Regions from separate parts of the Mus musculus genome. Here region 1 is linked to region 2. Evidence: chromatin contacts called from ENCODE POLR2A ChIA-PET data. All regions are on one chromosome and are shown on one strand. The core of a region is the stretch at or near the end of the contact, and the rest is flanking DNA. Distances in the headings are between cores, read along the strand shown.

Evidence for each region. ChIA-PET counts read pairs that join two places held with the same protein, here RNA polymerase II (POLR2A).
Region 1: POLR2A ChIA-PET joins it to region 2 with 20 read pairs in Patski. The contact joins the promoter of Vamp8 here to the promoter of Mat2a in region 2. POLR2A ChIA-PET finds 5 or more read pairs at or near these places in 4 of 5 experiments (Patski and embryonic stem cell).

What each region holds. Positions count from the first base shown.
Region 1 is chr6:72,386,279-72,393,663 of GRCm38, forward strand. It overlaps Vamp8 (vesicle-associated membrane protein 8), which reads right to left and starts at 4,389. Exons shown (of 3, transcript NM_016794.3): 1 at 4,196-4,389; 2 at 1,984-2,142. The coding sequence starts at 4,198.
Region 2 is chr6:72,435,962-72,442,550 of GRCm38, forward strand. It overlaps Mat2a (methionine adenosyltransferase II, alpha), which reads right to left and starts at 3,595. Exons shown (of 9, transcript NM_145569.5): 1 at 3,385-3,595; 2 at 1,410-1,487; 3 at 1,034-1,156; 4 at 456-568; 5 at 236-379; 6 at 1-68. The coding sequence starts at 3,475. It overlaps Particl (promoter of Mat2a antisense radiation induced circulating long non-coding RNA), which reads left to right and starts at 2,722. Exons shown (of 1, transcript NR_046011.1): 1 at 2,722-4,654.

The DNA.
Region 1 (7,385 bases), core at 3,139-5,638, 49 kb before region 2:
GATCTCATACAGCAAAGCCTGGCCTCCACTCCTTGTAGCAAAGGATGACCTTGAACTTTTGTTTGTTTGTTTGTTTGTTTGTTGTTTGGTTTTTCGAGACAGGGTTTCTCTGTGTAGTCCTGGCTGTCCTGGAACTCACTCTGTAGACCAGGCTGGCCTCGAACTCAGAAATCCACCTGCCTCTGCCTCCCGAGTGCTGGGATTAATCCACCATGCCCGGCGACCTTGAACTTTTAAAAACAATATTTATTTGTTTGTTTGTTTATGTGTGTGGTGTGCACAAGCCACAGTGGAGGTCAGAGGTCATTTTATAGGAATCAAGACTACCAACCATATGAATCCCACAAATGGAACTCAAATCCTTAGGCTTGGTACCAAGTGTCTTTACCTTTTGAGCCATCTCAATGGCCTGGCTTTGAACTTCTGATCCACTTGCCTCTACCTTCAAAGAGTTCAGATTACAGGCGTGTGCCACAATACCATATTTATATAGTGCCAGGGACTGAACCCAGGGCTTCGTGAAGTCTAGTGAAGTACTCTACCACCTGAGTCTTATGTCCAGTCTCCCTTCTTTTTCTTGCCCCTGCACTAACCTGCATACTAAGGGGTCTTTTACAGATATATGCTCACAATTGGAGTTTGTTTGACTGGTAGAGAAATCTGGCCTTTGGAGCACAGACCCACAAGCTAAGGGGTACAGGAATGTGCTCCAGATGGGCACATGTCCTGGCTCAATGATACTTTGCTTTGTCTTCTGAGTTCTGTAGAAGCTGAAGGAAGAACCAAAGCACTGCAGAAACTTAAAAGAAAGAGCTGGGCGTGGTTGCGCACGCCTTTAATCCCAGCATTTGGGAGGCAGAGGCAGGTGGATTTCTGAGTTCGAGGCCAGCCTGGTCTACAAAGTGAGTTCCAGGACAGCCAGGGCTACACAGAGAAACCCTGTCTTGAGAAAGAAAGAAAGAAAGAAAGAAAGAAAGAAAGAAAGAAAGAAAGAAAGAAAGAAAAGAAAGAAAAGAAAGGAAGAAAGGAAGAAAGGAAGAAAGGAAGAAAGGAAGAAAGGAAGAAAGGAAGAAAGGAAGAAAGGAAGAAAGGAAGAAAGGAAGAAAGGAAGAAAGGAAGAAAGGAAGAAAGGAAGAAAGGAAGAAAGGAAGAAAGGAAGAAAGGAAGAAAGGAAAGGAAAGGAAGAAAGGAAGAAAGGAAGAAAGGAAGAAAGGAAGAAAGGAAGAAAGAAAAAAGCCTCCTGCTTCTCCAAGTTAATACAGACACTAAGTCTCCATGTGCCCAGCTTATGCTGCAGGAGGCACTAGATTCCAAGATAACCCAATGGACCCAGGAAGCCAGTGTACTCCACAGCAAGTGAAAACTGAGGCCCCAGCCTTGGTTTGTGTTAGACTTTCTTCTGCCCTGAGCAGCTTGGCCTCAGTCCATGGCAGCAAAGAGGAGGTCTAAGCAAGATGTGTGGGAGATATTATTTTGGCCTTTGCACACAGGGATCCTGGGGTTAAAGGATTTCATTGGTCTTCCCAGCTGTGCTTTAAAGCGGACTCAGCAAGACGCCCCCCACCAACTTCCAGCCTAATTACACCTGGAGGGAGAATGCTGAAAGGCCAAGGGTTGCCCGGAACTCATAACTTTGCCTTTGGGACATCAACTCCAAATGGTTGCCAAGGGCAAGCTTTGAGACAAAAATCAGTTTCATACCCCAATGAAGCTTAGGAATGGAGCAGTTGACTGAACTGTCTCAGAAATGGCTCTGTGGGTGGGCCCCTCACCCAAGCTCAAATCCAACCACTCACTGGGCTCTCTACCAGCCAGCAGAGTAGCAAGGAAGCAGAGGTGGAACCTCAGCCATCTCCTGCATAGGCAAAAGGGCAGTAGACATGACAGTCTGCAGTCCCTTCTGTTCACTTTGCCTCCCCACCCAAACTTCTCCCCCTCCCCGAGATCTGCCCCCACCAACTCCCAGTTTTCTCCCAATCTCACCGTGGCTTCCAAGTCCTCTGTCTTGTTTCGGAGGTGGTCCAGGTTCTCCCCTCTGGCCAAGATCCGCTCCACATTCTGGGTCATAATATTCTTGACTCCCTCCACCTCACTCTGCAGGTTCCTAACTCGGTCATTTCCGGCACTCCCACTGGCCTCCTCCTGGATGTCAATAAGGGGTTAATTAGGCCGGGCAGCAGAGGATCCAAGAGGCCAGAGGAGGTTGGAAGAACTAAAGTAGATTTTAGCCGTTTCTGATGCTTCAACTGTTTACCAGGAGAATGTTCTACGTAAATGTTCACTTCGATGCAAGCACGTTTATATCCCAGATCAGCCTCGGGTGGTCAGGTGTCACTCCTCCCTTGTTTTTTCCCCCACAGGCTGGGTCTCCTGTTGGCCTGAGGCTCTGAGATTAGAGTGGACAAAAAGCCCCAGGGCTCAGCCTTCTCCACCACCCTAGCACTAGGAGCCACCTAAGTGCTTGCTTGCACCACCACACCTGGAATTTTTTTCCTTCTAAATGGGTCTAGGGATCCAATGCAAATCTTCATGCTTGCGTAGCAAGCCCACTGAGCCACCTCCCCAGATTTATTTATCTGAGGCAGGTTCTCATATAACCTAGGCAGGCCATAGGCTTCCTAAGTAGGATGGCCTTAAACATCTGACCCCCTGTCTCTACTTACCCTGGGCTGGGATTCCAGGTGTGTACCATTATCCTTGTTTTATGAGGTGCTGGGGATGAAACCCAGAGCTTGACGCTTGCCAGGCAAACACTCTATCAGCTGAACCACATCCTTAGTCTGTCATAAGTGCATTGTGTGTGTGTGTGTGTGCTGGGGAATATACGTGTATGCACATGCCACGGCACGCATGTGGAGGTGAGAGGACAACTTTCATGAGTGGATTGTCTCCTCCAGTTGGATGGGCAGGAGAGAGCAGGATACTGAATTCAGGCAGGCAGGCTTGCTCTGCAAACACTTGTACCTGCCCAGCCATCTCGGCTGCCAGCCATGTAAGTGCATTTTTTAAGTCCCAGAAGATGAGGTTTGACCCTGGATTCTCATCCACCTTCTTTGGAGGATTTTCAGCGTGACAAGGAAAAACAAAAAAAAACAAAAAACAAAAAACAAACAAACAAAAAAACAGCACACGACTGCCCCTGTCTTGACTCCACAAAGAGGGTCAAGGAGAAAACCCAGCTGACGTTTCCTCAGCAGAGCACAGCCAAGAACTATTAACTGGTTCCTGTAGCCTCCCTCGGCTCAATCCTAGTGGGTTCTCTCTAAAACTGTGAGAGTTGACCAGCAGCACACTCTTGCCCGGCCCAACCCAAATAAATGCCCTTCTCCAGACAGCTGTTGGTGAGTTCTGGTTCCAGCCTACTGGGCAGTGTAGCCCCGGTTCAGTGGATGTGGCCCCCAGAAGGCATCATGTGCCGTTGGACCATATACTTCTGCTTTCCCCACAATTTAACGCCTGGTAGGCCGCACACCACCGCCTGCTTATGCAGATATTAATAAAAGTCCTTCCTGCTGCGGTCGCTCTATCCAGGAGGCCTCTAGATAAGGCTTTTGAACAAGGAGGGAAGAGGCCTGACTCCTCCCTTAGGGACCCAGGGGGCCTCAGGTACCGGCCACGGGTGTGGGCTGAAGCTAGATTATCGGGAAGAACCGCCATCTGGCTGCTTTACAAACCCTTGGCACTGTTGCTAATGTTTCTAGAAAAGGGTGGTGCTTTTGGTGGCCAGGCAGATAGATCCTCTGGGTGTCTGCATAGATACAGTGCGAGGGTAAGGGGGAGAACTCCAGTCCGCGGGGCTGGAATCTGAGCCCCAAAGAGCAGGAACGCTTGTGGCCCGGTAATGTCACAACACCGGGCTCAGGCCCAGCTGGAGGAGGCGGAGGAGGGGGAGGGCGCGGCGCAGCAGCTCGGCTTGGAATTTGGGTCCCCCAACCCCCACCGAAATCCTGATCGGATCCAGCACCGAGGTCACGGGAGGAAGGAGGTGGAGAAGTGTCAGGAACCCCTGGCCCGGAGTGCGGAGCTATTTGTGGAGGAGTTGTCAAAAGTAAGGAGACAGAGGCAGCGCTGGCCCAACCCCGCCAGCCCTCTGACTGCCGCCAACTTACCTTTCTCGACACAGGCAACCCCCAGGCCCGATCCCCCTCTGGCAGCTGCTCTAACTCGCTCTTTTCTTGGTCCCCACGTCACTCACCATGTCTCGGAGCACTTGGGCCTCTCAAAGCAGAACTTCGCCTAGTCTGTTTCCACCCAAGGCAGCCACAGCTTCACTTCCTGCTTACTCCAACTTTCAGCCCGCCTCCTGACCATCCCGCGACTCCAGCCACTCCGGCTCCTGCCACACACGTAACTGCAGGTTTCTCCAGGTAGGCGGCTGCCCTCTGCTGCCGTCCTCCTAGTCTCCTCCCAAACAAAAGCTTAAGCAACAGGGTTGGGGGAGGGGGGAAGGAGAAAAGAAGGATCAACAGTCCTCCTAAGTTTTCAGAAACTTCTTTTATGCTTCAAAGAAGTAATTCTAGTTTTTCAGGGACTTACATTAGCATTATTTAGATAGAAACGAATGTACAGGCGAAGATACCTTGTTGGGCAACCTTTGTCCCCAAGGGCCATCCTGTATGAGAAGAGAGCTCTAAGATCCCCCAGAAAACGGGGGCTAGGGAGATGGGTCAGCAGTTGGGATCACCCGCTGCTTTTGCAGTAACCCAGGTTCAGGTCCCTACACCCACCCCTGGCTGCTCACAGACACCTGTATCTGCATCTCGGGGGGGGGGGGGGGGCAGGGGCGGTCCAGATGCCCTCTTCTGGCCTCTGTGGGTATGTGAACATACGTGTGCATACATACACACACATACACATAATTAAAGTCTTTAAAATCTCCAGGAAAATTCCAAGTTGGCCCTGGGGGTGGGATCTTTGTCCCCCTCTAATGTTCTTCGGGTGCTAAGGCTGACCTCAGGCAGTGGGAGGAGTGCAAACAGCAGGGGCAGGGCACCTTATCCTTGTCACAGGACACAGGACAGTCGGGGAAATGGCTCACTCACCAGCCCCTCCTTTCCTTCTGGAGTTGAGCAGTCCTACACTTCCTTCCAAAGGTCACCGTGGGGGTTGGTGACCCTGGTCAGTTGTCAGAGGGTTGTCAGACAGATTAGGATGGGGGCCTAAGAGTAAAGGGTTTTTCCACCACATGTGGCTCTCCGCCAGAGAAAATCTGCTCTTCTCCGGATGGAGTTTGTCAAGACAGAACAATAACAGGGCAGAAAGAGAACAGACATTCTTTCCCACCCCAGAGTAAATAACACCGTCAAGGAGGAAATCTTAGCTCCTCCAACAAATAAGAGGGGTTTTGTTTTGTTTCATTTTGTTGGCTATAATAAATTTAGAATCCCGGAATCATTTTGGGACACTTATGTGTTTTCCCTCGTGCCTGCTCAGGCAGCCATGGAGGAGCTATATCTACAAACACTGCACGCTTAGTTTTACAGAAGCAAATTAAAGCAACTAGTAACACTTTAAAAAAATCTTTAAAAATTTTTTTTGTTGTTGTTGGTTTTTTTGGGTTTTTTTTTTGGGTTTTTTTTTTTTTTGTTTATTTGTTTGTTTTTTTTTTCCGAGACAGGGTTTCTCTGTATATCCCTGGCTGTCCTGGAACTCACTTTGTAGACCAGGCTGGCCTCGAACTCAGAAATCCACTTGCCTCTGCCTCCCAAGTGCTGGGATTAAAGGTGTGCATCACCACTCCCGGCTAAAAGTTTTTATCTTATTATCTTTAAGTGTGTGTGTGTGTGTCTGTGTGTGTGTCTGTGTGTGTGTGTGTGTGTGTGTGTGCCTGAGGGCAGAGGGGTTAGGTTCTCTGGTGAGTTGCAGACAGTTGTGAGACACCTGATGTGGGTGCTGGGAGCTGGACCCTTCTATGCAAGAGTAGCACGTGCTCTTAGCTGTAGAGCTCTCTCTCTAGCCCCTAGTAACACCTTAAAGCGGCACAACTCCTTTCCTTTCCTATAAAGCAAAAGAAAAATCTAGAATAAAGAGGAATGAGATCACAACAGAGAATGTCTGTACTACACTTGATCTTAGGCAAAAGGTCAAGAGGCCTTGAGAATGTCCCCATCCTGCTGATCAAGGGCTCAGTGGTCACAAAGAAAGAACTGGGTCCTGGAGAGATGGCCCTTTGGTTAAAAGCATGTATTGTTCTTCCAGAGAACCCAAATTTGATTCCCAGCACCTGGGTCAGGCAACTCATTACTTGTAACTCTAGCTCCAGGGATCTGACGCCCTCTTCTGGCCCCACAGACCCTATTCATACACACAAACACAGACATACATAGTTAAAAGGTAACAGTAGCTGGGCAGTGGTGGTGCACGCCTTTAAACCCAGCACTTGGGAGGCGGAGGCAGGCGGATTTCTGAGTTCGAGGCCAGCCTGGTCTACAAAGTGAGTTCCAGGACAGCCAGGGCTACACAGAGAAACCCTGTCTCGAAAAAAACAAAAAACAGAAACAAAAAACCATAAAAAAAAAAAAAAAACTCTATATTTTAAAAGATTCATCTTAAATCACAAGGAGGTTTATAAGACAGAACCTGCCTGGGCCAGTGTGGTGACGAATGCCTTTAACATCTTGGGAGGCAGAGGCAGGGGGATCTCTGGGAGGCCAGCTAGTCTACAAAATGAGATACAGGACAGGCAGGACTACGTCTCAAGACCCTGTCTCAGTGTCGAAGGCTCTCTCAGTAGCAACAGAGTTTGCCTAGAATCGCCAAAGCCCTGGGTTCTGTCCCAAGACCTCCCACCCCCAAATGCTTGCTCTGTTCTTTTGCTGCCCAGTACAACGCTGACTCCATACGGCCAGTGAGCTCTCCCAGCGCTGCTAGTGAGAACGGAGGCTGGAAAATGCACAACAGATTACAGCAACTTAGTTCGAAAAGAAGAACGCTACTTTCATAAATGTCATGAACGTTTTACAGCCTTGTGCAGTGCTGCTCCAGAACTCAGGAATCTGAGCCGGGGCAATCACACATTCAAGGCTACCTTGGGCTACAAAGCCAGACTGTGTCTCCAGTCAATCATTCATCAATCAATCAGTCAGTCAGTTAATCAATCAGCCAGTCAGCCACATTTTCTTTCCTAGCTGGAAAGAGAGTCCAGTGCTCCCTGCAGTGCCAGAGGAGCCCTCGACCTCCCGAGCCACATTCACACTGCACCTCCAGCCTCTCTGCTAGAAAATGTAAACTACACAACTAATAACAACTTTACTCTTTTGTCTTTGGATTCCAGTGCTGGGGGAACCCAGGGGTTTGTGCACCATTAGGGAAGAATCTACTGTGGAGCATAGCCCCAGTCTCATTCTGTTTTTGTTTGTTTGTTTTAAGGACTTAAAGATGTTGGA
Region 2 (6,589 bases), core at 2,345-4,844:
GATATAACAATCGTGTGGACTCTGATGGGAAGCACAGCACCCCGATCTTGCATATATTGCACAGTCACCTTGAATGCAAAACAGATGGGAACACTTGTCAAACAGCTTTATAGTGGGTTCTCTATCATAAGTTCAAATATAGCAGAAAAGACAAGGATTCTCCCTAGTCAGCTATAATTAACTTGGGAATTTTAATGTAATTTGAGAGAAATGTAGGTTTAAGATCACTACTTACTTGAGTTTTAGAATCTGGGCGTAACCAAGGCAATGTACCATTGCGGCGTAGTTCAGCCAATTTGGCATTTAGCTTGTGTGCTAAGACAATGGTTAAAGGCATACACTCTTCAGTTTCATCAGTGGCATAACCAAACATCAAACCCTAAAAATATGGAGAAGTGGTCAATAAAAGTGTCAGAATTTAACATTTAAAAGGATCCTAATAAACATCGTAATACCTGGTCTCCTGCACCAATATCTTCCTCATTCCGGTCAAGATGAACACCTTGGGCAATATCTGGTGACTGTTGTTCCAAGGCAACCAACACATTACAAGTCTTGTAGTCAAACCCTATAAAACAAGGTGTTCCAGTAACCTTCCTTTTATCTCCAAAATGTTAACAGTAGTGCTGTGCTGCTAGAAAGCTGGACATGCCAAAGCCAAGTGGTCAAGCACTTCTTTAAAAGACCATATTCACATAATTCACTTACTGCCCCCTCTATGGTTTGGAATAAGGTCTCTAACTTGGCTGACTTCAAACTACAACTAAGCAAGCAGCCAACTCCTGCTTTGACACCCAGAAGTTGAGTTTACATCATCATGTCTGGTCACACTATTGATGAGAATCTGTCACTTTATTTGTAGGATAGGAGACTGCTTTTACACTATGTGTCACATTTTAGAGGATATGGTGTAACTATGTAGAGTCAAGGATTACTAGGAACATTCCAGAAGTCTCTCCCACTAGCATCATTTTTGCAGATTCTGTATCTGCAAAAATGAGTTCACAGGGGGAAAAAAATCTTTAAAACATACCTTTGGAAGAGTCATCATATCCAATGTGCTTTATGGCTTCACGAACCACTTTCTGGTAATCAATGGCAGCTCTGGATGTAATTTCCCCAGCAAGAAGAATCATTCCAGTTTTAGCAACAGTTTCTAATAAAACAAAGTTTTATACTTAAAATATTAAGGGGGGGGTTTTTGCTGAGGAACTCAATCATGTTATATAAGCTGTATCACTGGGCTTGGCTTCATGTTCTGTTTTTCAGATAAGGTCTTAGTAAATTACTCACATAGGCATTTAACTTGCTACCAGCCTCAACCTCCCAAGTAGCTGGTATTACCTATACCACAAAACTTTGCTTCAAACGCCTTTTTTGCCATTCATAAACAAGTGCTCTGTACCTACCACAAGCCACTTTAGCATCAGGGTCTTGTTGAAGGTGTGCATCAAGGACAGCATCACTGATTTGGTCACAAATCTTATCTGGAAAATAAAAGTTCCTGGTTCAACTTAACTATTACTACTAACCCTATCTCATCATGTAACTAGCAGTTTATGTGCAACCCAAGAAGCAAATATAGCTATGAATTTGTAGGTGACAGAAGCTTGATGTAAAGTTATAGTAGTATTTGCAAGGTGAGAGGGAGAATCTCCAGTCTTTTGTTTTTGAAGACATGTTTCTCTGTGCAGCTCTGGCGGTCCTAGAACTTGCTCTGTAAACCAGGCTGGCCTTGAACTCAAGAGATCCACCTGCCTCTGCCCTTCAGATTAATCAAAGTCAAAATGATTTATTTTGATATCTCAAAGCCTACCATAGGAAATAACCTCACAGTGTATTTTAGAGACAACTGTTCTTTTTATCCCCCACATTTAAAATGTTACAAACCTACTAAAGAGCCAACTGTCAGGTCATTAACTTCTTAAAACAGTCCATTTCCCCTATTATTAGACAATAGGGAAATGAGATTTTTTTTTTAACCATGAAAATAAATTTAACAGAAGAAACACCAGCAAACAAAAAATGCAGTAATTTTTTTTTTTTTGAGACAGGGTTATAGCCCTGGCTGTCCTGGAACTCAGAAAAATCCACCTGCCTCTGCCTTCGGCTCCAGGAAACTTTCAAGTGTGCTCTAAGCCATATCCAATTTCTCCTTGATTCATCAATTTAGAAAATGGCAGTATCCTGGTCTGGAATGTTTGTGGTATTGAGACAGGGTCTTACACGTGGCCCAGGCTGACAAACTAAACTGCTTCCATACTTTAAACGCTGGGATTGTAGTAGTTAGTGTACCACTGTGCTTGGCTCTATGTTCCTTGATTTTTGTTACTACCCCAAAATGTGTATTGCAGCCACAGAACCTTAAGATGGAATCTAATGGCTGTACTAAGGAGTGATTCAATAGATATGGAGATACTCCTTTCCTTGAGGGGAGTGTGGGAGGAGCCACAGCAACACTTGTCTTTCAACCATCACTCATCAAGATGCTCCTCACAAGCCATGTAATAATATTGCTGTGGACCCCCTGCGAACGGAAACAGCTCAAACTGAATATTAGTATTTACTAAATGGTTATGTTCCATCTGAAACCCAAAGTCCATATAATAGATTCATTATAACCGATCTCATCATGGCGGTTCAGTGGACAAAGCCTTAAGGAAACATGAAATAAATCCTCCTTTAGTTGTAGGAAAAAGACCAAAGGGAAGACTTTAAAACGAAACCTAACGCGATGGGAGTATACACTTAATTCATGCACTTCATCCTTTTCAAGCACACTCTAAATAAGGGATGCCTTCTCTAATTCGCGCTATATTTAGTCAGTGGCAGTCTGTCACCTTGAAGGCTAAAGGGCATGTCTACCCATGCTCTTAAGCGTTTTCCAGGGGCCGGAAGTCAGGGATATTAGAGATGGGACCTTCGGAGACACCAGCCCCCACTTCCAAACTAGGGGTCGGGTGGGTAGAGGCCGCCAGCTCCGCTTCGCCCCAATTCCACATGCGGCGAACACGTGGTAGCCGCTGCAATGCGGGGCGCGCGCTCCCGGCGGCCGGACGCGAGCACGCGGGGCGGGGTCGCCCACTTGAGGTTTTTCCAGGCGACGGGACTAAAGAGGAGGAAGCAGTGCCCTCCCCGCGCCGATCTCAAAACTGCCTCGAGCCCCCGCCCTTCTCGATTTCTGGAACCTTCCGCATGCCGGGGCGCGCCGCCGGATGAGGAGCGGAGAAAGGGGGAGGGGAGCGGGGCCGCACATTGCAAACTCGCGGCGCCACGAGGGAAGCGCGCGGCCGCTGCCATGCCCACCGCCGCCGGAGACGGCCTCGACCACCCCCAGCGCCACTGCCCTCCGCCCTTCCCTCCTCCGAGTCCCCGTCGGCTCACCTGGGTGACCTTCCCCTACAGACTCGGAAGTGAAGAGGAACGTCCCCTCCTCAATGAACGCCTCGTGGAAGCCGTTGAGCTGCCCGTTCATGGCGGCGGCGGTGAGAGAGGGCGACTCTGAGGAGACTGAGAGGCGGCGAGGCGGAGGGCTGCGGAAGACACAGAGGGAGGATCGCTTCAGCTCTCGGCAGGCTGGAGACTCGGAGCGAACGGAGCGGCGGGCGAAGCGGCCCAGTATTTATAGAGCAGGGGGTCGCGCGCGCCCGGCTCGGGCTCCGCCCCTCGGCGTCGCGCGCCAATGCGCCGCGGGCGGGCGGATGGGGGTTGGCAGGGAGGTCCGCCGAGCCGAGCTCCGGCTGAACCATTCTACCGATGGGGGGGGCGAGCAGAGCTAACCGGGCCTCCTGCCAGTAGTTAGTCATCTTGATGGCGTGGGTTAAATGGAGATGTAAGTGAGTAGACTTGGGGTTTACGCCCATCCCCACGTTGATTGCTGGAGAAGAGAGGATTTGGATTTGAAGGACGGCCTCCCCTGTACGAGGGTATGGTACATCCCTCCGACCGTTGCCCACGGAGGTCTGCCGGCGCGCGCGCCTCCCAGCGGCGGCCGTGGCGGTGGCGGCCGTTTTGTGCTGTGGCTCTCGCCGAGGGTCTTTCCTGCCACCACCACCCTCCATTCGCCACCTCGTGCACCAGCGCCGGGTGGCCCTCTGCCATGTGAAGGTGGCCATGTTGACTGGCCAGCGGAGGCTAATAGGCACTGCCCTTATCCATCCTACACGGTTCCCTCCGGGGAACGAGAGATTGTGAGGGGTTCTAGCCCTACCGTTAGTCATGCCTCGAGTAACTGCTCTGGGGAAAATGGCTGTAAAGCCAACTAGCAGGAATGCTGTATTGTTTTTCCGAACAATTGCCACTTGCCGGCGGCCTCCCCTCCCCCCTCGCCGAGCCTCGTGGACCCCCGTAGTCTGAGACGGTACTAGATTCTTTTCTATCCTAAATCTGACTTTGCATGGCTTGGTTTTCCATGCTTCCTAGGAAGAAATGGACGTTCCAATCTGTTCGAGAGAATATGAATGCTTCTTTCGTGTGTGTAGGGGAGGGCGCTATTCAAGCCTTCAAATGTGCTTCAGATGAGCTTGTCAAGGTCAAATGGCCTCGATTTTATGACACTTTCTCTTTTAAACTTTTGCAGTTGTCTCAGTTTTGCTCATGAAATGAATTAACAGACGGGGAAAAAAAGGGAAATAAAACTCCATACAGACAAAGAGTGGAGTCTGGAGCTAATTGCATGCAGAGACCCTCTATGAGGCCAGTGTCACACAACTGTTGGGTCCAGTCTTAGGGCAGGCCAGGAGCCTGGTGGCTTTTGAGAACCAGTGTTTGTCAAGAACATCGGGTTTTATGATGCTAGGGAACAGCCTGCTCCTAGCATAAGATGCACTTGACTGTGAGGCTGAATGACAACCTCCGGCTGCCAGCTGCCTTGCCTCAGAAAATTAGGTACACTATGAAAAGCAAGGGGCATTTCCCTCTAGGGTGTGTGCCAGTGCAAAGGTGGGAGTTTGAGAAAGGCACTGTGGGAAACAAAGGAAGCTCTTAGACTGTGCTATGCTAGGAACAAAGAAGATAAGGGACACACACAGGCTCATCTCCATGTCGGAAACCACATCGTTGCAGGCAGCCTGACAGTATTTTGTTCTTGTTCGTTGGGTTTATTTTTAAAACTAGCCCTTCATGAGAAAATAGTAAAGACTTTCATAATTTTTACTTGTTTTAGGGGCTAGAGAGATGGCTCAGCCATTAAGAGTACCTCACAATGAGTAATAAAATTGCCAGACAGACCAAAATGCCTGTGTAGACCGGTCAGTGCATTACCTTCCAGCAGAAAAATCTATATAGAAGCCAGAATATAATTAAAAGGTTATTTTATTAATAGAGAGGGAGGAGGTTAAATTCAATGATTAGTTCATTAAATTCTGACACCCCTTTGCTCTCAGCTCCACAGCTGGTTTCATCCTGCCAAGAGAATTAAACTCAGTTATACATCATTACCTCTCTTGCTCATAGGGACTGCAATTCGTGGCTTTGGGTCACGCTTCTGCTGTTACCTAACAGAATAAGCAACCTCCATACCTCTGTCTTCAGCCTGTAAAGTTGGGATAATAGTAGGAAAAATTTCCAAGAAATCTTTTGCACGGTGTCTAACATATAACAGGAACCACTAAAGTAGTGAATTGTCATTTTACAGGTGTCCATTTGCTGGTGGGACAAAGGCTAAAATTCTCTACTTATCCTGCTGTGGTTGCTTCTTGAGACCAGGTCTCACTCTGTAGCCTGTGTTGATCTGGAACTCACTGTGTAGCCCAAACTGGCCTTGAATTCATGAAAAGCCTTCCCTGTTTCAGCCTCTAGAGAGCTAAAGATTTCAGGAGTATTCCACCAGACCTGGCTAGTCTCGCATGCTCTCATTAAAGGGTAGAGTATGCTGTTACTATTATTTCACACCGTATCTCAGAACAGTCCCCTCCACCTTCTACTCTGGATCTCTTTGACTAATGGTTCAAGTCATTCATTGATCCGCATCAAAACAAGTACATATTTTCACTGATTTATATTACTCACATTGTCCTTAGCCGGGCGTGGTGGCACACGCCTTTAATCCCAGCACTCAGGAGGCAGAGGCAGGCGGATTTCTGAGTTCGAGGCCAGCCTGGTCTACAGAGTGAGTTCCAGGACAGCCAGGGCTATACAGAGAAACCCTGTCTCAAAAAACCAAAACCAAAACAACAACAAAAAACAAACATTGCCCTTTCTTTCTGTAAATATTTAGGATACCAACTGTAAGGCTGGCAGGAATCGATATGGTGACAGGCCTGGTTCTCTTCCTACTCCAAGACTCTTAAGATTGATGGCACCTGGCACACACTATCCTTTCCTCTGCAGCTCAGCTACCACTTCCTAGATGAAACCTTTACCGCCAGAGGTTTTCTCAGGGTTCAGTTCTTTTCTCTCCTGCTCCTAAGTGCTGTTTGCAATGACAGGTTTGAAGATTAGTTGATGAATATCTCCAATTCCCGGGTTGGTCCATAAGGACCATGAATAAGGTGGTGTGCTTTCCTGCAGCTTTGCTCTCAATGCACGGAAGATGCTGAAGAGTGTTCAAGAGGGAGAAAAGAAGGAAAGAACCAGGCAGTGGTGGCGC